Regions from separate parts of the Homo sapiens genome. Here region 1 is linked to region 2. A link is an interaction called in ENCODE POLR2A ChIA-PET data of the cell type or tissue named here. Cell type or tissue: PC-9. All regions are shown on one strand. Each heading gives the region's core, and the rest is flanking DNA. Links, peaks and the distances in the headings are about the cores only. Region 1 holds the start of MIR3186 (microRNA 3186). Region 2 holds the start of LINC03048 (long intergenic non-protein coding RNA 3048).

Region 1 (10,855 bases), core at 1,251-9,250, 67 kb after region 2:
CAGCTGCACGGGGGCCCTGACGGGCTCTGCCCGCTGCAGGACAAAGCCCCCCGGGACCTAAAGGCCAGCGGGCCCACCTTCGTGCCTTCTGTGGGACACCTGGCCGACAAGGGCCGCCCCTTCCAGGCCGCCGAGGCCTGTGCCGTGGCAGGGGAGGGCAAGGACCGGCACCTGGAGGGAACCATGGCCCCCGACCACGCTGCACCCTATGGAGTCTCCTATGCCCACCTGAAGGCCGAGGGCAAGGGCGAGCGGCGGCCTGGGGGCTTTGAGGCGGCCCTCAACCCCCGGCTAAAGGGCCTCGACTATCTCAGCAGCGCAGGCCCCGAGGCCTCCTTCCCCGGACTCCCTAAAAGCGGTCTGGACAAAAGCGGCTACTTCGAGTTGCCCACCTCTTCACAGGACTGTGCCCGGCCTGGTCACCAGGACCCGCTGGGCGGGAAGGCCCCCCAGGCCTGCTGCACTTTAGATAAGACTGTTGGCAAGGAAGCCCCGGCCGGCCCCCCAGGGGCACAGAAGGTGGCCCGCATCAGGCACCAGCAGCACTTGATGGCCGCCGAGGTGGAGCAGGGGGGCATTGGGGCTGAGGCCAAGCGCAAGTCCCTGGAGCTGGCATCCCTGGGCTACAGTGGGCCCCACCTGCCCCCATGGGGTGTCCAGGCAGGCCAGGGCACCGCCATGGCCATCAGCGAGGAGCGCAAGGCTGGCGCCTACCTGGACCCCTTTGGCAGTGGCCTGCAGCAGGCGGCTCTTCTGCCCCAGGAACTGCCTGCGCCGCCGGACGAGGTCTCAGCCATGAAGAACCTGCTCAAATACAGCAGCCAGGCCCTGGTGGTGGGCCAGAAAGCACCCTTGGTGGGCCTGGGTGGCCTCAAGGCCAGCTGCATCCAGCAGGAAGCAAAGTTCCTGTCCTCTAAGGGCCCAGGCCAGTCGGAGAGGCCGGACTGTGCCCGCAGCAGGGAGCACGACACCACGCACGGCGACGGGGAGGTGCGGCAGCCCCCTGTGGGCATTGCAGTGGCCTTGGCCCGGCAGAAGGACACAGTGAGCCGGTCTGAGGCAGCCTACGGCACCAACACTGCGCGGCAGGGCCGGGCCGCCCCCGCCTTCAAAGGTACAGGCCCTGCACAGAGAGGGAGGCAGGCCGGGACAGTCTAGGGGGCCCAGCTGGCCCTGCCCTGCGCCCCGGCTCCCCAGCTCCCACACCTGCCCTTGGCAGACCCTCCGAGGCCCCAGGACCAGGGGATCCTCCTCAGTGCATCAGGCCCCCCAGCTCGAAGCGGGGTCACTGCTTGCCTTAGCTGGTGGCTCCCTGGCCGCCCCAACCCTCTCCCGTCTGCTGTCTCGACCCTGTGCAGGTGGCGGTGGGCCCCGTTCCACACACGCGCTGGACCTGGAGGCTGAGGAGGAGAGGACGAGGCTATGTGATGACCGCCTGGGGCTTGCCAGCCGCGAGCTGCTGCTGCAGTGAGAGCTGGGCCTGTGGCCCTGGAGAGTGGGGCTAGGCCTGGGCTTGGGGCTCCCCACTCAGAGCCACGTGGAGAAAGAGGGGTGGTCATGGCTGGGGCAGCAGATTCTATGGCCGGCCGTGGGTGGGGTTCTCCCCACCCCTAGAGCCTTTCTGGAGTCTCACCCGGGGTTGGGGGTCTCAGTTAACCCCTTGCAGCGGTCAGGTTACCCACTTTCAGGGGCCAGGAGATGGCCCCCAGTCAGCCCTGCAGAGCACTGAGGCTGGAGCCTGGGGTTTTCCCTGAGCCTCCAGGTCCCGTTCTCCCTCCCAGGTTGATGGCAGGGGGTGGGACAGGGAGTCAGGCATTGGCACCGTTGGTGGGGCTGAGCCCCAGGTCTTACAGAGACAACAAAGGGCCGGGGGTGGGATGGGGAGCTGGGCCTTGGCGCCGGCGGCAGGGCTGAGCCCCAGGTCTTACAGGGACAGCAAAGACCGCGTAGAGTTCGCCCGGATCCACCCACCGAGCAGCTGCCCTGGGGACCTGGCCCCCCACCTCATGATGCAGAGCGGCCAGCTGGGCGGGGACCCAGCCCCCCACACCCACCCCCATCCCCCCTGGCTGCCCCGCACCCGCAGCCCCTCCCTGTGGATGGGGGGGCACTCCTACGGTCAGTGATCCAAGGGCGGGGGCTGGCCTGGGGCTGATGAGGGTTCCCTCCTGGTCCCCGAGAGTGCGAGGCCTGACCACTGTGCCCTCTGCCTCCCAGGCCTGGGGCACCCTGCCCTGCACCAGAACCTGCCCCCCGGCTTCCCCGCCTCCGTGGCTGGCCCTGTGCCCTCTGTCTTCCCCCTCCCACAGGACGCCCCCACACAGCTGGTCATCCTGCCCTCAGAGCCCACACCCCACAGCGCCCCCCACGCACTTGGTAAGGGCCCCTGGTCCAGGCTGCTGTACTTGGGGGGTGCTGTTGGAAGGAGGGGCAGCCGGGGGTGTGCTGGCCAGGGCTCAGGAGGGAGCGGTGGGCTTGGTGGGCTGAGGAAAGGGTGGCGGGGAAGCAGCCCCGGAGCTGTCCCCTCCCCAGCCAGGCTGACCCCTCCTGGGCCCTGCCCACAGCGGATGTCATGGACCAGGCGTCACTGTGGCCCCCCATGTACGGGGGCCGGGGCCCCGCCTCTCACATGCAGCACCCGGGCCAGCTCCCTGTGTACTCGAGGCCGCAGCTCCTCCGGCAGCAGGAGCTCTATGCTTTGCAGCAGCAGAGGGCCGCCCAGTTCCAGGTACCGCCCCTAGCCACGCTCACCTGGGCCGGGCACTTCTCCCCAACCCTGCCTGGCCGGACCTGGCTCCAGGAGACCCCTGCATGCCTGGCCTCTGGCAGGATGAACCCAAGCAGGGGGCCCACTGGGGTCAGGGGATCCTGAGCCTGACCGAGCTTGCCCCCATCCCTGACAGCGGAAGCCCGAAGACCAGCACCTGGATCTGGAGGAGCCCGCCCAGGAGAAGGCCCCAAAGTCCACCCACAAGCCAGTTGCCTTAACCCCCACGGCCCCGGGCGCCCCCTCACCCGCTGCAGGCCCCACCAAGCTGCCACCTTGCTGCCATCCGCCCGACCCAAAGCCCCCCGCCAGCTCCCCCACCCCACCACCTCGGCCCAGCGCCCCGTGCACTTTAAATGTCTGCCCTGCCAGCAGCCCCGGGCCTGGCTCCCGGGTGCGCAGCGCCGAGGAAAAGAATGGGGAGGGTCAGCAGTCCACGGCCGACATCATCACATCCGAACCAGGTGAGAGTAGCCGCCTGGCCCGGCCCACTGTGCTCCGCTCCAAGCCCTCCCACCCCTGCCCGGCAGGGCTGCGCTGAATCCGGGCTGCCTGCAGGGAGGCGCCACACCTGCCCAGACCCAGGGCAGCATGGCTGTTCCCTTCCTCTCTCTTCCCTCTTCCCAGTCCTCCCAATGACCTTGGGAGAAGCACACAGTGCCCCAGCCGCCCCCTTCCTGGCCGTGGGCTGACGAAGGCGGGAGGAAGACGGGGTCCCGCTGGCTGTCGTAGGGGCCCTCCAGCAATGAAGGCGGGGCCTGCTGGTGGTGGTACTGGCACCCTGGGGGCACTGGGCATGGGACTTGACCAGGCTGCCATTCAGGGTCTCAGCAAAGCTGGGAGAGGGAGGGGCAGCGAGGCGGGGTGCCTGGGTGGGGGGGTCTCGGGCCTGGCCTCGGCCCCTGCCACCCGCCCATCCACTCCCCACCAGCCTATTTGATTCTCTCTGAGTGGGACTGAGAGGTCACACTGGAAACCGTGTGGCGAACATAAAACCCGTCCTAGTTTCACAGTCAGGAGATGGAGCTAGCAGAGGGTTTTTCCGTTTTTTTCCCTTCGTTTTTTTTTTCTTTTTTTTGCAGTTAATGGGACATGATGCCTCTGACATGCTGCCGGCTTGTTCTGGTTCAGGGAAAACCCTGATTAAAGCATCATGTTTTACAAATTCCCCCTTTTCTGGTTACCCACAGCATACCATGCCAGAGATGGCTCCTGAGGCCACCCCCAGCCCCGGCAGCCAGGGTTGTTGGGGGGAGCTTCAAGGCCACTCTTTAGGGGAATGAGGGCCTGGCCTCAGGCTGCTCACACCTTTTTTTTTTTTTTTTTTTTTTTTTTTTTTTTTTTTTTGAGACAGGGTATCTCCCTATGTCGCCCAGTCTGGAGTGCAGTGACGCGAACATGGTTCACTGCAGCCTCGGCCTCCTGGGCTCAAGCCATCCTCCCACCTCAGCCTCCTGTGTAGCTTGGACCACAGGCATGCACCACCACGCCCAGCTCATTGTTCTTTAATTTTTTTGTAGTGGCACGTGCTCACTCTGTTGCCCACGCTGGTCTCGAATTCCTGGCCTCAAATGATCCATCCACCTCAGCCTCCCAAAGTTTTGGGATTACAGGTGTGAGCTACTGCACCCAGCCAGGTTGCCCCCTTAATTAACGTAACCCTTTCCCCGCCACCAGTCTTGCAGACCTGCAGCTAGCCCAGGGCCCTTCCGCACGGGCTTGGGTCTGAGGGTTCGAGGCCACTGTCCTCCGTCCTATCGCAGGACACCCCCTCACCACCACTCCCAGCTCCCTGCTGACCTGTCCCCTCCTTTGCAGACCTGCCTCCCGGATACCTGCGCCCCATGGCTGGCCTGGGCTTCTCCCTACCCTCAGACGTGCACTCTTCTAACCTCGAGGACCCTGAAACTATGCAAACCACCGCCCCGGGGGCCCAGCCTGAGCCCACAAGGACATTCCTGCCTGGGGAGCCGCCTCCCTGCAGCCCCAGGAGCCTGGAGGAGCCCGGGCTGCTCTCAGGGGCCAGGGAGGCCACCCAGGACCTTGCCGCCACCCCCTACCCTACCGAGCGGGGACCCCAGGGGAAGGCAGCGGACCCCAGCCCACTAGAGGGGCTACAAGAACTGCAATGTGCGGCCCTCCTGGAGGCAGGGGGCCCCGAGGCCACCGGCCAGGCTCATTCTACTCAGGGAGGGGCACGAGAAGAGAGGAGCAGGGAGGAGGGGGAGCAGGGGCCCTCGTCAGGGGCCTCCTCCCAAGTCCTGGAGCAGCGAGCAGGGAGTCCGGGTGCCCTTGAGGACGAGGGGGAGCAGCCGGCCCCTGAGGAGGACGAGCTGGAGGAAGACGAGCTGGGGCAGCAGAGCATGGAGGACTCAGAGGAGGACTGTGGCGGAGCTCCCGACAACAGCCACCCACCCAGGGCGCTACCAGGCCTGGATGCCTTGGTGGCCGCCACCATCAACCTGGGGGACCTGCCCAGCGACAGCCCACCGGACCCTCAGCCCCCAGCGGCCTCTGGGCCCCCCAGCACAGTCCCCCTGCCTCATAGCTCAGGGATTCATGGGATCGCTCTGCTCAGCGAGCTGGCTGACCTGGCAATCCAGCGGCAGAGGAGTGAGAGGACTGTGCCAGGTAAGCCCGGTGGTTGCCGCCACCCCCCAGAGTCCCAGCAGTGGGACCCACACGCCTGCCTCAGGGTCACCTGGCCAGACGGCAGCCTTGGGCCCCGCTCAGTTGTCCCCAAAGTGTGGTAGGTCCCCTGGAGAGTGTCCGCCTCCCCTTGCCGTCCCTCGTCCATGGAAGTCCGAGGCAGGTGTGCCATCTCCGAATCTCTCCGTCCCAGGTGGGGCCCTGGGAGCAGGACTAACCTCCATGGTGGTCTCAGAGGAAGGGCCTCTCGGGCAGCACCTCCTGTTGGAAGTGGCTGAACAGGGGCTCGCGTCCTGGCAAGGGGAGAGGAGAGCCTGCCGCCTGCCTCCTGCTCTGCCAGGCCTCCACCTCCTCAGCCTCCACGGCTGCTACCCTGGCCTGGGGGGTCCAGTTCAGGAACCGTCGGCTCCCCGCTTCAGGCCCAGGGGAGGGGGCAGGAGGCTGGGGCTCCTGCTGCAGGGAGGCCTATGGGACTGGGAGCTCCTGGGCTCTTCCGCCCACCCAGGGGCCCCAAGGACAGCCGGACAACAGTGGGCGGGTCCAGAGCACCTGGGACACCCGAGGGCCAGGTGTCTGCTTCGTCCACCCTGGGCCTTGGTCCGGGCACTCCCTGCGGTCCAGTGCTCCCGGGAAAGCGCCCGCTTCCTGCCGTCTTCCCTGTGGGCCCCAGAGAAAGCCCCGGGGTGGAGGGCGTCCCCCAGCCGGGCACGGCGCCGTGGTTGTTGATAGCACGAAGCTGACAGTCTTCAGGGCTCGGCCGCTGCTTTCTGGATGCATAAAGCTCACCACCGCGATGAAGAGAATGTTCTCGAACAGTGCATTTCCCCAGGGGCCCGTGGTCACCCTGTGCTGGATGAGGCTGCTGGCCCGCACGCGGCAGGGGTGGTTCCGCAGTGCTGGGAGCTGCCTGCCCTCGGGGGTATCTGGCCCAGAGTCCCTGCTTCTGGGTGGGGCTGTGCAGAGGGTTTGAGGAAGCTTGGAGTCCTACCAGGGTGGGCTCCACCTGGACCCCCCAGAGGCCCTCCCTTGGGCCTCCAGCTGGCAATATATGAGAAGTTAGATAGGGCGAGGTGGAGGCACCTTGGGGCAGGGCCTGAGCTGCCAGGGACCCGCCGTGGGAGGGTCTCAGGGACCCTCACCTGGCAGCATGAGGAGGCGTCAGTAGATAGCAGGTCCCGTGTGTATGGCCAGAGTGGCCGGTCTGCCTGTGTGAATGCCTGCAGGACAGGAGCCCGTTCACTGCATGAATACTCATGTGTAGACCACGTGTCCCGGGTGGTGGGCCATGTGGCTTAACCCAGCATGGATGTCGTCACACTCCGGCCAGGCCAGGTGTCCCAATCCCCAGGGTGTGCAGAAGTGGAGTCAGGGCCAGCTCTGCCCTCCGGGTCTCCACCTCATGGTCCCCCCCTGGGCCCCCACCCCTGCCCCTGCCCTCCCCTTGTCCCCGTTAATGGGCAGGTCTCTGCAGCTGCTGGGCTCAGAGCTGATCCCTACAAGTGTAGCGATCACTTCAATTGAAATTAATTAGGAGGTTGGTTTTGTCCTGTGCCAGACAGCAAGATTTGCAGAGGGGGAAGTGGAGAAAAAGCCCCCACCATCGGGGCCGGGCAAGCATAGAGCCCCCAGGACTGGCAGAACCATCTGGGTGAGGCCACGTGGGAGCCACACGCCTGTAGCCTGCAAGGGCAGGGGAGGCACAGAGGGGCTTCTGGCCAACTGCAGTGACCCCAGGAGACCTGGGGCCTTCAGTGGAAGGGGCCTGCAGATGTGCCTCCCCGGCTGCTGATGGCAGCAGCTGCTCAGCCCACCCCCCCTCGGCCCTCTCTCCCCCTCCCATTCCCTGCGGATCCTGGACCCAGCAGCCTGAGTGTTCCCTTGGTCCCCATCAGATCTGTGGTCTCGGTCCAGAGCTTTGCACCCCAGCATCTGCCCCTCCGAGCACCTCCTGGCTTCTTAGTAATGACTTCTGGGGATGGATCAACCCTTGGTCTGGGCTTGTGGCCCCCTGGCCCTCCCCATACTTGAGGAGGGAAGCAGCCACGCACCATGGAGTGCCCCAGCCTGGGCGCTCAGGTCAGTGCCTTTGGTGGAATCTCAGGTGCGTGCCCCAGCTGTCAGGCGCTGATTTGTCCCATCGTGGATGGGGTTCTCCCGCACTCCTGCTTCTGGCTGAGATGAGCCATATCTCTGGGGAGCCCCGGTCCGTTAAGTGGAGCGTGGGGTTCTGAGGCAGAGACTAGGTTTGGGGTGCTCGTTGCTGTGAGGTTATCGTTGCTCCTGGGCTTTCCCAGGGGATACCAGCACCTCTACTCACCCCACAGGGGTTCCGCAGTTCTCCTGCCTTCCTGGCCATCACCACCCACCCCCACCGCAAGGTGTCTGGCTCCTGTCTCCTGCTGGATGTCCTTGTGGGATCAGCCCATGGGGACCCCGTTCCTGGTCTCTGTGGTCAGCCCTCAGGGCTGGCTTCCCCTACTCAGGCCCTGAGTCCCCAACCTGGGCCCGACCCTGCATGGACGCCAGCCTCTGCTGGCCCATGCTCTGACCCCAAGATGGGCCATCCCTTCCCCAGGCCACTGCCTGGGCTGTTGGGCTGCCGCTGTTCCTGCGGTCACTGTGAGGGTAGCTCCCCTGTCCCTGCCCCCAGGTTGAGGTCCCAGAGGATGCGGCCCTGGCAGCCCCTTCCTCCTGACCTGTGTTCAGCCCATGGCCCTCCTGCCTGCCCCAGGGCTGGAGCGTGCTGGAAAGGGCTTGGCAGAGCCCAGCACTGTGTTCAGAGACCGGGCAGGGGCAGGGATTTGGTGCTCTGAGGGAGGATGGAGGAATGGTGGCTGCTCCTCTGAGAAGGGTCACAGCAGATGAGACTGCATCCAGAAACCCCTGCCCGCTGCCCTCCTCACAAGGAATCGAGGGCCTGGGGTCCCAGCTACCCAGGAAGCTGAGGTGGGAGGGTACTGGAGCCCAGGAGTTCGAGGTTGCAGTGAGCCGTGATGGAGCCACCACACTCCAGCCCAGGCAATAAAGCGAGACCCTGTCTCAAATTTAAAGGTATCGAGGGGACTTGTCCCCTCCCTCTGCACTGACCACTGGCCTCCCTGCAGCCATTGCTCTTTAGGTGTCCACACAGGCGAGTGGACGGAAGGACTGATGGGCAGATGGACAGGCAATGGCAGGTCTTAGCTGCTGGGGGACGCCAGCCTCCACCACCTGGATGGAGTGATGCCCAGGTGCTGAAGCCCCTGGTTCCAAAGCCATCTCTCCGCGTGACTTTGAACTTGGTTGAAGCCACGTAGACAGACGCCTGTTGGAACCGCAGGCTTGAGCCACAGCATTCAACTCGGTTGAACTTCAGCAGCTTCCGTGCACGAGGCCTCAGTGGGCTCTCGTAGCACTGCCTGTGTCTCTGAGGGCCCCAGAGTATCCCTTCCCAGGGCTGCCGTTCGAAGCAGGGCCCCCCCGGTGGGGGGACACACAGGCGTTTCTGTTAGAAGCTGTAACGAGCAGATTGCTTTTACTTCGATGCTTTGGGGCCTGTCTTGCTCTGTGACACAGAGGACCCTGCCCCGTGGGTCCTCCCAGCTGGCCCTGCCTTACCACCAAGGGAGTGTCTCCCCAGCATGCAGCAAAACAGGGGTGCTGGGTGTCAGCCCTGGTGCCCACCTCACTCTTCCCGGTCTCCTGACCCTCATCCCGGTCTTCAAGGCTGGGTGGCTTCAGGGGGCCAGGGCTGACATCAAGAGCCTGTGAGGGGCAGTGTGTGCCCAGTTATGCCCATGCTGACCTTCCCATGCCGCACAGAGGAGGAAGAGGACGTGCTAGCCTTCAACCTGCAGCACCTGGCCACGCTGGCCACAGCCTGGTCCCTGGTGGAGGCCGCTGGCCTGGACAGCTCCACTGCCCCAGCGCAGCCGCCCACAGCCAACCCCTGCAGCGGCCCCAGGCTCACCCCCCGCATGCAGATCCTGCAGCGCAAGGACACCTGGACCCCCAAGACCAAGCCTGTGAGTGGAGGTCCCAGTGCCCACGTCGCCCAGTGCGTTGCCACAGAGCCCCAGCCTGGGCCCTGGCCCGGCTCACAGGCCCCTGTGCCCCCCCCACCAGGTGTGCCCCCTGAAGGCCGCCATCGACCGGCTGGACACGCAGGAGGTGGGGATGCGCGTGCGGCTGGCGGAGCTGCAGCGGCGCTACAAGGAGAAGCAGCGGGAGCTGGCCCGCCTGCAGCGCAAGCACGACCATGAGTACGCCTGGCGTGGCGGGGGGGCCTGGGAGGGTCGCAGCACCCCCACCCCCGGGAGGCGCCCACAGTGCTGGGGCCGATGTGGGAACAGGCCAGGATTGGGCTCTGCCCCCTACCTGTGGGCAGACACCAGGGTCCATCGGGGAGGCCCCCCAGAGGCAGTGGGGCCCAAGGAGGGAGGCATTCGGCCAGCAGCGAGACCAAGTGGCAGGGCCAGGGGTCTGTGGAAGAGCCGCTTGTCAGAGCCTGGTGTGGCAGGAGGCTGGCCGCAGGGTGGCGGGTGAGGGGACAGTGGCAGAAGGGGGAGTAGGGAGGACTGGGGGTGCTGTGGGGCCAGGGCAGAAGTTGGGGGATTCTCTGGGGGAGGGGACACCCCGCAGTTGCAACAAGGGCAGGGGCACCACCTGACCAGTGTGTGTGGATGGTAGGAGGTGGGGGCGGCGGGGGCCCCTGGCTGGCCTTGCCCTCTGCGTGAGGGGTCAGGCTCCCCAGGCCGAGTCTGGGCCGCATCTTTCCCCACACCCAGTAGCCCTCGAAGGCCAATGCCCTCGGCTGGAACCTTGTCGGGGAGCTGGGTTGTGCATGAGCCTCTGACCATCCCCCCTGCGGCCCCCAGGAGAGACGAGAGTTCACGGAGCCCTGCACGGCGGGGGCCTGGCCGGCCGAGGAAGCGCAAACACTCAAGCTCGCTGCCTGCCCCACGTCCCACGGGGCCGCTCCCCAGGAGCGATGGCAAGAAAGTCAAGTGAGTCCTGGGCACTGGCATGGCAGGGCGCGTGTGGCCGGCCCTGGGCCCTCGAGGCTGGGGAGCAGGGTCCAGGCTCCCCTGAGGCTTCCAGGCTGCTGGTGCCCCTTCACACCTACTCTGAAGGCCTGGCCCTGCCCTTCCTAGACCATCGAGAGTGACCAGCAGACAGAGCCCTGCTCCAGACAGGCTTTGCCCTTCTGGCAGCTCCCAGCACCACCCTGGCCCGGGTCCCCCTCTGGAAGTCACGGCCCCCAGGCCCAGCCACGCCGGCTCTGCACACCTGGCTGTGGCATCGTCCCCGCCCGGCCCCCCTGGAGTGTGAGGCGGTGTTGCGTGCAGGCCTCTTTATCTGCACTGTATAAAGTCGTTGGTCACGCTGTGGAGCTGCTCACGGCTGCCGGCGCGATGTTATTATCCATTACCCGCCCGGCGCAGTCGTTGGCGCACTCCC
Region 2 (10,855 bases), core at 1,088-9,087:
CTGTGAATTCCTATGCCTTCTCTATGACCCAGCAATTCCACTCCTGGATGGAGTTAACCTGTGATGGTTAATTTTCTGTGTCAACTTGTCTGGGGCACGGGGTGCCCAGATATTTGGTCAGCATAATTTGGGCTATTTCTTTGAGGGTGTTTCTGCATGAGATGACCCGGTGCTCTGAGTGACGCTGACTGCCCTCCCCAGTGTGGTCTGGCCCCATGCACTCAGCTGAGGAAATACTAGGATAGAATAAGAAGTCCCAGGAGTCAGAGGGCCAGCTCTCCCAGGGTCTCAAGCCTGCCAGCTTTCAGCCTGGAGTGGTGGTATCACCCTCAGGGGTCTCCAGGGTGCCAACCGTGGCTCTCGGGACTTGTCAGCCTCCATCATCACAGGAGCAGATTCCTTCTCATCGATCTTTTTCTCCAGATACAGAGATGGGTGTGTCCCCTGCTGGCTCTGGTTCTTTGGAGACCCCGGCTAACACACACCTGAGACGGAGAAGGGCTTCTGTGACCAAGGGACACAAACAGGAACCTGCCGAGCAGAGTTCCTCATCACAGCCCTTGTGTGTTTCTTTAGGGATGCCGTAACAAAGTTCCCCAGTCAGGTGGCCTAAAGCAACACCATTGCATTCTCTCACAGTCTGTAAAGCCAAGGCCTGGAATCAAGGCGTGGGCAGGATTGGCTCCTTCTGAAGGCTCTGAGGGAAAATCCTTCCGGCACCTCTCCCCAGCTTCTGGGGACAGCAGCAATGCCCCCCGGGTATCTGTGTCTAGTCTCCCTCCACCTCGCTCTTCTAAGGACACCTGTCGTTGGATTTAGGACCCACCCAACTCCAAGATAATCTTTGTAAATGTCATTAATTAATTTGTAAATGTCACCTGAGACCAAGAGTTCACGACCAGCCTGGCCAACATGGTAAAACCCCGTCTCTACTAAAAATGCAAAAATTAGCCTGGCATGGTGGTGCATGCCTGTAGTTCCAGCTACTTGGGAGCCTGAGGCAGGAGAATCGTTTGAACCCAGGAGGCAGAGTTTGCAGTGTGCTGAGATCGCGCCACTGCACTCCAGCCTGGGCAACAGAGTGAGACTCTGTCTCCAAAAAAAGAATAAATAAATAAATAACAGTCTGTAATTAAATGTCATTAATTAATGACATTTACAAAGATTATTTTTCCGAAGAAGTTCCCTTTCATAGGATCTGGGTGGACACATATTTTGGGTGCCACCATTCAACAAGCCCCAAACCAGAAATAACCCAAATGTCCATCAGTGGGAGGCTGGGTCAGCGTGCGTGGTTTATTCCTACAACGGAATATAATTCAGCAACAAAGAGGAGCCACTGATGCACGTGGCAACTCGGATGAATCTCCCAGGCATGACGCCGAACTCAAGCAGCAAGATAGGACCAAGGCCTGAGGAAGGCGAAGCTGCCAGGTGGGCCTCAGCAGCGGACCCTGGTCAGGGCTTGGAGTGCCGGTTGAAGACCCAAGGGCTGCACGAGAATCTCATGGGTGAGAACGCGTTGAGCTGCAGCCCAAAGATGGGAGCATTTATTTATTTATTTATTTATTTTTGAGATGGAGTCTTGCTCTGTCACCCAGGCTGGAGTGCAGTGGCACAATCTCGGCTCACTGCAACCTCCGCCTCCTGGGTTCAAGCAATTCTCCTGCCTCAGCCTCCTGACTAGCTGGGATTACGGGCATGTGCCACCACGGCCAGCTAATTTTTTTCACCATATTGGCCAGGCTGGTCTTGAACTCCTGACCTTGTGATCTGCCCGCCTTGGCCTCCCAAAGTACTGGATTACCGGCATGAGCCACTGCGCCAGTAAGTGGCTGATGGGAGCATTTTACCGCCTGGATGTTGTACCTTGACTGAAAAGGGAACCCCAACCAAGCCCTGAAGCTGGGGCGGGTGCAATTTGAGTTTGGGGAGGGTGGGAGCAGGTGCTGGTGGGGCTGGGGGAGTTGGGGGGGCTGGGGGAGTCGGGGGATCTGGGAGAGTCGGTGGGGCTGGGGGATTCCGGGGGCGCTGGGGGAGTCAGGCACTCACTCCACATCTCTAAGCATCAGTTTCTCCATCTGTCAAATGGGCGAGTGAGCCCCGCCTCAGATACCGCAGAGAGTGCCAAGCCAGGCAACTTCTGGGGGGCTTAACGAGCGTTCGTCTTAGTCCATCTGCCCCGTGGGCAGAGCCCACTCCACAGGGAGGGAGCCAGGCTGGCCTCGTGGCAGGAGGCTGGAAGCAGCACTTGCAGGTGTGTGCATGAGCAGGCCAGTGTGTGCTGACGCACGTGTGTGTTCACATGAGCACATGCATAAATATCTCAGGTGAAATTAACATCGGGAAGAGTCCACCAGAAATGAAATAATGCACATGGACTGGCTCAGTATTTTTTTTTTTTTCAGATGGAGTTTTGTTCTTGTTGCCCAGGCTGGAGTGCAATGGTGTGGTCTCGGCTCACCGCAGCCTCTGCCTCCCTGGTTCAAGTGATTCTCCTGCCTCGGCCACCCAAGTAGCTGGGATTACAGGTGCCCGCAATAACATCCAGCTAATTTTTTGTATTTTTAGTAGAGATGGGGTTTCTCCATGTTGGTCAGGCTGGTCTCAAACTCCTGACCTCAGGTGATCCGCCCACCTCGGCCTCCCAAAGTACTGGGATTACAGGCATGATCCACCACGCCGGGCCCTGGTCTTTTTTTTTTTTTTTTTAAGAGAGAGTTTGCTCTGTCACCCAGGCTGGAGTGTAGGTGGCACGATCTCGGCTCACTGCAGCCTCCACTTCCCAGGTTCAAGCAATTCTCCCACCTCAGCCTCCCGAGTAGCTGGGATTACAGGCGCCCACCACCATGCCTGACTAATTTTTGTATTTCAGGGTTTCACCATGTTGGCCAGGCTGATCTCGAACTCCTGACCTCAGGTGATCCACCTGCCTCGGCCTCCCAAAGTACTAGGATTACAAGTGTGAGCCACCGTGCCCTGCCAAGACTGTTTTGATGTCAGAAAAAATACTGAATGCCACAATCTGGGCTCATGGTGTGTGGGCGGCTACACATCAGGGTTCAGCATGTATGTTGAGGGGTCTGCCTTGGCCCCTCTATTCCTGGGCCCAAGCAGATGGGGTAGCAGGTGGGGAGGGGTCTCAGTTGTCTGGGTGGGCTTTCTGGCCCACCCCACTCTCCCCCTCACCCAGGATGGGGCGTCCTGCTGGGTCAGGGAGTCTCAGGGCTCCCAGGCAGTCTGAACGCTGGAACTTGGGCATCACTGCACTGGGTCCCCTCCCCAGGGTGCAGCAGGCCCTACATCATAGGGCACACCCACCCTACCTCCCCTTCAATCCCACTCAGTCAGGCCAGGCCCTGCCCAGGCCCCTTGGGGCTGCAGTTTCTCAGGGAACAGCACTGCCCAGAGCGCCTCCCCTACGGCAGCCACTGCCCACCCCGCCCTAGGCATCCCTCTCTGCGGCCCCGCAGGGGCATGAGAGTGGCAGCATGGCGGCAGGCTCCCTGTGCAGTGTGCTTCCTGCCAGGGAACTCGTCAGCCTCCTGCTGGTGTCACACATCCCTGACCCTCCCTCAGGGTCCTCCCAGGTTTCCCAGGCCCGGGGCAGGGGGCAGAGCAGCAGGAGACAGGAGTGGTGATCCACCAGGCAAGGGGCTGGGCTGGTGAAGGCATCCTCTGGGATCCCTGGCCAGGCTGGGGCCAGGAATGGGAGAGGCTCGGGGGGATGCTGGGGCAGAGCCCAGGAGCTGGAGGGGAAGCAGGCGGGGAGAGAGCAGAGCCCCGCTGAAGGGAGCCACAGTGAGCCCTGGGCACAGGTGGGACAGGCCTCGAGTCCTCCTTGGCCAGGAGACTCCCAGGAAGGATGGCACGAAGGCAGGGGTGGGCCGCCAGGAGCCTGCGGAGCCCGTCCACATCTGCCAGGCACCGCCTGTACGACAGGCCAGCTCCCAGCGTGGTTGAGGTCCCAGGTCCCTCCGGCGCCCAGCAATGCCCGGGTCCCAGACAGGACAAGTTCCTGCCTCCCTCTTACCAGCAGGACCTGCCGGGCATCTGAGCTGCCTGGGGTGTCACAGGTGAGCCAGCAGTGGCGGGTGGGAAGTGACGTGTCATGGGTGAACAGCAGTGGAGGGTGGAGCTGTTGAGCCAGTCCTGGGCGGCGTATGGCTGGATAGGAGGTGTCCCAGGCCACACTTCGAAAAGGACAAATGGACTAGGTCGCTGCCCTGGACCCATAACATGCACCTGGCTGTGCCCCCCGCTCCCCCCACACCCCGCTCCCTACCCCTCCACCCCCTGCTCCCCCCCACTCCCCACACCCACACCCCTCCGCTCCCCCCCCGCCTCCCCTCACATCCTCCCCACTAGCCCCCATCCCCCTGGCTCCCCCCCCCGCTCCCCCCACCCCCACCGCTGCCTCCCATCCTCCCGCTCCACTCCCCCGCTCCCCCCACTCTCCCATCCCCCCCGCTCTCCCCCCACTCCCACTACTCCCCACCCCCACTCCCCACCCGCCCTGCCCCAGGCAAGCCTCAGGGGTGGTGGCTGTTGACTGCAGGAGCAGAGCCAGAACAGCTGGCGGAGACCAAACCTGGTCATCCTTCACAGGCTGTGTGGCCATGGGCAAGTCACTCTACCTCTCTGGGTCCCGGTCTCCACATTTTCAGAGTGAGGGCAGTTTCTCTGTGCCCTGAAAGTGGCTGGGAGTCTAGGCCAGGTGACAGCTCAGGGCAAGTTCTCAAGGGCCCCAGAAGCATCTGGGGTGCAGGGGAGGTTCCAGGATCCCCAGTTCCCACCTTTAAATGAGGTGACTCGAGACCCTCTGAGATGAAGGGACCCTGAACGTTGATCATTTTGACCTCCCATCTCTAGGAGCATGTCCAGAGTCTGCCATTCCTTCCAGAAAGGAAAAAGGAGAACTCACATCAAGATCTCCCTTGTTTAGCCAGGGAGGTGGGAGTGGGGCCGGGGGGCAGCCAGGAAACATGAGCACGTTCGTCATGGAGGGCAGGGGCTGCACGGGCGGCCAGGCAGTGTGAGCCCATGGTCAGCACCAGCGGCGAGCTGTCATCTCCCTGTGCCTCAGTTCCCTTCCCTGTAAAACAGAACTCTGCACCGCCCCCGACCCCATGCCAAGGTGCTGGGCAAAGCTGCAAAGGTGCTGGTGCCCGGCCACCCTCAGTCAAGGCGGCAAGAACCCCTCGGTGAGTGGACGTGGCCCCACAGGGATGTAGAGGATGAGGCAGAACCCAGGGCTCCCCGAGTTCCAAGTCCACGCTCCCCTGCACACGGGCCCACCGCCGCCCTTTCCAGAGAGAAAAAGAAATTTCTGTCTAAAGTCAGTCAGAACACCCCCAGACTCCACACTGGTGACGTCCGAATCCCCCCGGACACCGGTGTGGCCTCAGTCCTTCCTCCCAGCTGGTTCGCTCAGCTCTTGCTCCCTGCCAGCCCCCAGGTCCTGGTCCTTCTGCCACAGGCTAGCAGGCACCCCACAGCCCGATGGCGGCTCAGATGGAGACTGCGGTACTGGATATCCTGGGGGTAACATCACAGCCACACCCTCCGCCAGGCTGGGGACAGCTGCCCATGGGCCGGGCCAGGCCAGTGCTGGGATTATGTCTGGGGCCACCCAACAAAAGACCACAAATGGGGCAGCTGCAAACAACAGAAGTCTATTTTCTCCGAGTCCTGGTGGCCGGAACCAAAATCAAGCTATCGGCAGGACTGTCCTCTCTCTGCAGGCTGCAGGGGAGGTTCTTCCCGCCTCTTCTGGCATTTGGTGGCCCCAGGTGTCCCGTGGACGTGGCCGTGTCATTCCCATCTCTGCCTCATCTTCACGTGGCCTCTGTCGCCTCCCTCTCAAATCTCCCCCGACCTCTGTCTTCTAAGGGCCTTTGTCTCTGGACAAAGACCCTTTTCCCAAATAAGCCTGTCGTGTTCACAGGCTCCAGGTGGACCGATCATTTGGGGGCCACCACTGTGCCCACTGCAGTGGAGTCGGGGACGGGGCCACTCATGGCCATGAGGCCACAAACGGGTGTGGGGTCTGAGAGCAGCAGGCAGGTCACCCAACACCAGACAGGAGCAAGCCCAAGCAGGGGTGGCCGAGAGAGCCGGGAGGGTGATCGGGTGAAACGCCTGCCCTCAGAGGAAGAGACGGGACATGGCCCACGGCGGGGTCTCACCTGCGGCCTCTGGTTCTCCCCGTGCTTTGGCGCCGCTCCCGCTCCATCCTGTCCCTTCACTCCCCTGTTGGAGAGGGTTTTCCCACAATGGCCTGGACATGGAGGGCTCGGGAGGTGGGTGACCTTCCCAGTGTGCCCAGCTGGAACTGGTCGACTTGGGCCCAGGTCCATGTGAGTCCCGGGCCCCGCTGCCTCCTGAGACCAAGGAGCATTTCCCTCTCTGGCGATGGGCACGGGAGCTCCTGGCAGGACGGCGACCGTCCGGTGGGCCCGGAGAGGAGGCAGCTGCTGCACCCTCGGCGCTGGCTCTCAGGGATGGCTGGGCTGTTAGGCCCGAACTAGACCTGCTGCCGCCGTGTGGAGAAGAGGTGGCCCCAGGAGCCCACTGTCTCGGGTGTGGGCCATCTCCATGCCTGTTCCTGTCCCCATCACACACCAGGCAGTCCCCACCAGCGCCCACATCCTCACCAGGGCTCTCCACGTCCCCTCCTCTGGTCCCCACCCATGTGTCAGCTCCTCACAGTTCCAAGGGGCCACCCAGCATCCCCGGGGCCCAAGCCCTTAGAGGATGTGGTCTGGGAGGGTGGGACAGACACTTCTTCCCCAAGTCTGCCTCTGATGTGTCACCCAAACCTTTAAACTTTGCACCTCAGTTTTATTTATTTATTTATTTTTATTTTTTTTGAGACAGACTCGCTCTGTCGCCCAGGCTGCAGGCTGTGGGGTGTGGCGTGATCTCAGCTCACTGCAACCTCCGCCTCCCAGGTTCAAGCGATTCTCCTGCCTCAGCCTCCTGAGTAGCTGGGATTACAGGTGTGCGGCACCACATCCAGCTAATTTTTGTATTTTTAGTAGAGATGGGGTTTCACCACGTTGGCCAGGCTGGCCTCGAACTCCTGACCTCAGGTCATACACCCGCCTTAGCCTCCCAAAGTGCTGGGATTACAGGCATGAGCCAATGCACCTGGTGGGACCTCAGGTCTATAATGATCTAAATCACCCAACAGGAGGAGGCAGCAAGACCTGGCAGCGAGGGCCAAGCAGGAAGGCCATCTGCCTGCCCCCTGCCTGTCCCCTCCCCACCCCCAGCTCTCCCAGGCACTACAGCCTGGGGCAGCCCCTCCCCCAGGGCCCCACCCTCAGCCTCCTGTGCAGGTGAGCAGGAGCGGGCAGCCTCACTGGAGCCCAGATGACGGAGCCGGAGCCCCTGCCCCACCCCACCTGCATTTGAGGGGTGGGATCTGCTTCTGGCCATGAGGGAGGACAGACCCCCACACTCTACAAAGCCTGCCCCTTGGCTGCTTGGCTGTCTGGGCCAATTCTGGTTGTCCTGAACCAGAGGCCACCAACGGGCCCCGTGGAGGCTCAGAACCAAAATCCCACATTCTCAGAGGTTCTTGGGGTCCTCAGGGTTGGGTAGTGCAGCAGCGTGCAGGCTGGGAGGGAAGCCTGGGATCAAATCCTGGCTCCCCTTCTTCCCGTTTGGTGGCCTTGACGGAGAGTGAGGGCTTCCTGGTGACTGAGCCTCGCTTTCCTCGTGTGTCCTGGGCTCGGAGAAGTCCTTTCTGGAGGAAGGAGGGTCCCTTCCTCTTGGTCAGGGCGGGAAGAAATGTGCCCCAAGGAGGGATGGCAGCGCCCACTGCGCCCCTTTCCTCCTCCCCCCACCCCGGGCTCCTCCTCTGATTCCGTTTTGGGGACTCTTTCCTGCCCCTCAGAGTCTGAGGCTTCTAGGCCTGCGCTGTTCATACCTTGACCCCACCCCAGCCCCCATGTTCGCAAGCCTGTGTCCCCTGGAGCCTCTTGTCACAGAGGACCCTCTCCTGTGGAGTCCCAGGGCTCCACTCGCCCCCATGGGGTTTCCAGCTTGCAGCCTGGGGTCCTGGGACGGGTGCAGGGAGGCAAGTGGCCCCCAGCCCACGGAGCCCCATCATGCAGAAAATTCGGCAAAACCCAGCTTCCTCCGAGTGAGGCGGCTGTCCCAGGGCAAGCTCGGGGAGGGCACTGTTGCCCCGCTGTCCCTTGGCCACGGCAGGGTTAGGCTGTAGCATGGGCAAGACTCAGGGACACAGAAATCGGAAGGGGAGTCTAAAAGGGGGTCCAGCCCTGCCCAGCAGCCTCACCACCTGGTGGCATCACCCCCACGCTGGGCGAGCTGCCCCCTCTCCAGGGCAGGGCTCCAAACCGCTCTGGGGGAAGCTGGCCTCAGCTGGGTGTCGGGGGGCCTGGGCCCATTTGCCTGGACGCTGCGGGCACCCTGCCCCTCTGGCTCCCCGGGGTCCTGGGCCTCTCGCGGGCAGGAATGCCATCTGTGCCATCTGACCAGGGCTCCCCTCACTGTGCACCCTGGCGTTTTGGGGCGTGGGAAGGCGTTCAAGGCTGGTTTCTGTTTCCCCGTCAAGCCCTGAGTGGAGTGCGACCGGAGGCTGGCCAGTGGCTCCCCGGGCACCTAGGGGAGGCTGGGGGCAAACTGAGGCAGTCTAGAGCCTACAATCACTCCAGGGGCCTGTGGGGCAGGGACAGGGCTGAGGGGACCTGGCACCCTGTGGGTTCCCCAGCAGTGTGGCTGGGGACATGGGGACAGAGCCCACCTTGCAGCCTCTGATCTCTGGGCCTGGACATTTGTTTGGAGTAGTGTTCACTGGTTTGTTTTGTTTTCTTTTTTTTGAGACAGAGTCTCTCTCTGTTGCCCAGGCTGGAGTGCAGTGGCGCGATCTCAGCTCACTGCAAGCTCCGCCTCCTGGGTTCGAGCGATTCTCGTGCCTCAGCCTCCCAAGTAGCTGGGGCTACAGGTGCCCACCACCACGCCTGGCTAATTTTTGTATTCTTAGTAGAGACGGGGTTTCACCAAGTTGGCCAGGCTGGTCTTGGACTCCTGGCCTCAGGTGATCCACCCGCCTCAGCCTCCCAAAGTGCTGGGATTACAGGTGTGAACCACCACGCCTGGCCTGTTTTGTTTTCTGATTGCAAAATGAATACATTTCAAAAGGGAAATTTGAAAAATATAAAAAATCCTTAAAAAGAGAATAAAACCCACCCATCAACCCATCATGCTATACCCAGGAACACTACCTCCAGCTTCCAGGACCCCCAACCTCAGCCAAGGGTCTCCACATACTTCTCTCTTCTGTAATTGGGTCTTCCCGCGGAGGCTGGGGCCTGGGCGGATGGATGCCCAGGGTGGGGGCTACCTCCTCTGGACTGCCGAGACCTCCCCAGCAATGAGGTGCCAGACCAGGACCGGGGTGAACTCACCATGAGCTTCTGTTGCCGTCTGGGCCTGGGCTGGGAGCAGGAATCTCTGGGGAAGGCCAAGCATGTTTCAGAGTCATCGGGATCAGGGCCACCCTCTCCCTCCCCCAGTGTCTGCAGCCATTTTCATAGGAAAAAAACTGGGTTTAACAAAGCTGTTCCAGACCTCCTGACCTGAAACTGATTTCTACCCTTCCGTGTGGCCCTAAGGCTCCCAGGCACGAGGCGCATAGCTAGGGGAAGACAGTGCCTCTGACACCCATTTAAGAGTTAACTGAGGCCAAAAAGCCGCTCTGCACGCCCCTCTTGTTCAGAGGCCCACTGATCCCCTGGTCCCGTGGTCACCACGGGGTATGGGTGCAGACAAAGCCGTGTTCATGGAAGCTCCGGGCCTGATGACAGTGGCACAAGGACCCCATTCTCTGCTGTCTCCAGCTGCATCCCCTCCCCCAGCCGGCCTGACATCAGAGACAGCGGGTCAGACATCCCGGGATCCCCCACTCCCACCCCAGGGCGCAGGCTCAGCTGCTGGGGCTCAGGGAAATGCACAAGAGGGCCTGTGCTGGGGAGACAGGGCGTGGATGAACTGCCTGAGTGGTGCAGACAGCTGCAGCTTGGCCCAGCAAGTCTTCAGTGGGAAGCTGCCTGCATTTTTACAACTGATTTTTGAACCTGAAAGTGGAGGTTCACATCCAGCCTGTTCAACGTAATCTTGTTGGTTCCAGTCCAACGTGACCTTTTGGAATCTGGTTTCCAGACTCTTGCCATATATTAGCAGTTCCTCCCGGCTGCAGGCTGCGATCTGCCTTGCTGGGGCCTCATCCCAGAGAAACAGGCTGGCCGGGAGCATTCGGAGGGGCTTCCCAGGAAGAGCTGGACCCTGACACATCTTTCCGTGGGTGCTGTGGCCAAGACGCCCAATGGCTGGTCATGAGGCCCATTTTGTTCTGCTCCTGGTCTACAAGGCAGAAGTCGGGACGCATCATGTCTGCCCCAGCCAGGAGTCTTAGGGTTGTCCCAGGCCCAAAAGTCAGCCAACCCTAGTACTAGTTTTCCAGAAGAATCCAGAGCCTACGCACCCAGGCCCTCAGTGTGAACAAGGGCACGTTATTTGCTCTCACAGTCTCCTTCTGCTCATCTGTAAAATGGGCATGGCCACCATGCCCTCTGTGTCCCAGGCTGTCTAGAGGGTTGAGCAGGCAGGGTAGGATCTGGTACCCACCATGCCCCCGATGCCCACGCAGGCCAGAGAGGGGAGAAATGGAGTTGGCTGAGGCCTGGCCCTCCAATGCCCTCTCTGGGCTCTGAACCAGGGCTCCGTCCGTCCCCTGGGGCTGCCTCCCGCAGGCCAGGGCTCCTTTATCCTCCCCGTTGAGCACCTGGGGCGCGGGGATGACAGCCTCATTTCCCCAAGCAGC

Evidence for each region. ChIA-PET counts read pairs that join two places held together with the same protein. Peaks named below come from ENCODE experiments on the same cell type or tissue, not always from the same donor. Only the 100,000 strongest peaks of a DNase experiment are listed, where the experiment ranks them.
Region 1: POLR2A ChIA-PET joins it to region 2 with 12 read pairs; 2 of 35 experiments call an interaction of 5 or more read pairs at or near these places.

The regions. Positions count from the first base shown.
Region 1 is chr17:81,442,451-81,453,305 of GRCh38, forward strand. BAHCC1 (BAH domain and coiled-coil containing 1) reads left to right here. Exons shown (of 28, transcript NM_001377448.1): 5 at 1-1,114; 6 at 1,359-1,467; 7 at 1,931-2,118; 8 at 2,218-2,376; 9 at 2,565-2,728; 10 at 2,904-3,231; 11 at 4,586-5,398; 12 at 9,218-9,420; 13 at 9,521-9,657; 14 at 10,273-10,401. It overlaps MIR3186 (microRNA 3186), which reads right to left and starts at 8,738; the gene lies at 8,654-8,738. In PC-9, for the core only: no CTCF peak of the experiment used is centred there; no DNase peak of the experiment used is centred there.
Region 2 is chr17:81,375,689-81,386,543 of GRCh38, forward strand. It overlaps LINC03048 (long intergenic non-protein coding RNA 3048), which reads right to left and starts at 9,694. Exons shown (of 4, transcript NR_164137.1): 1 at 9,441-9,694; 2 at 4,797-4,896; 3 at 4,034-4,193; 4 at 1-485. RefSeq lists enhancers at 3,197-3,796, 3,797-4,396, 10,302-10,855. In PC-9, for the core only: no CTCF peak of the experiment used is centred there; a DNase peak (open chromatin) is centred at 4,093; H3K4me3 peaks cover 529 bases.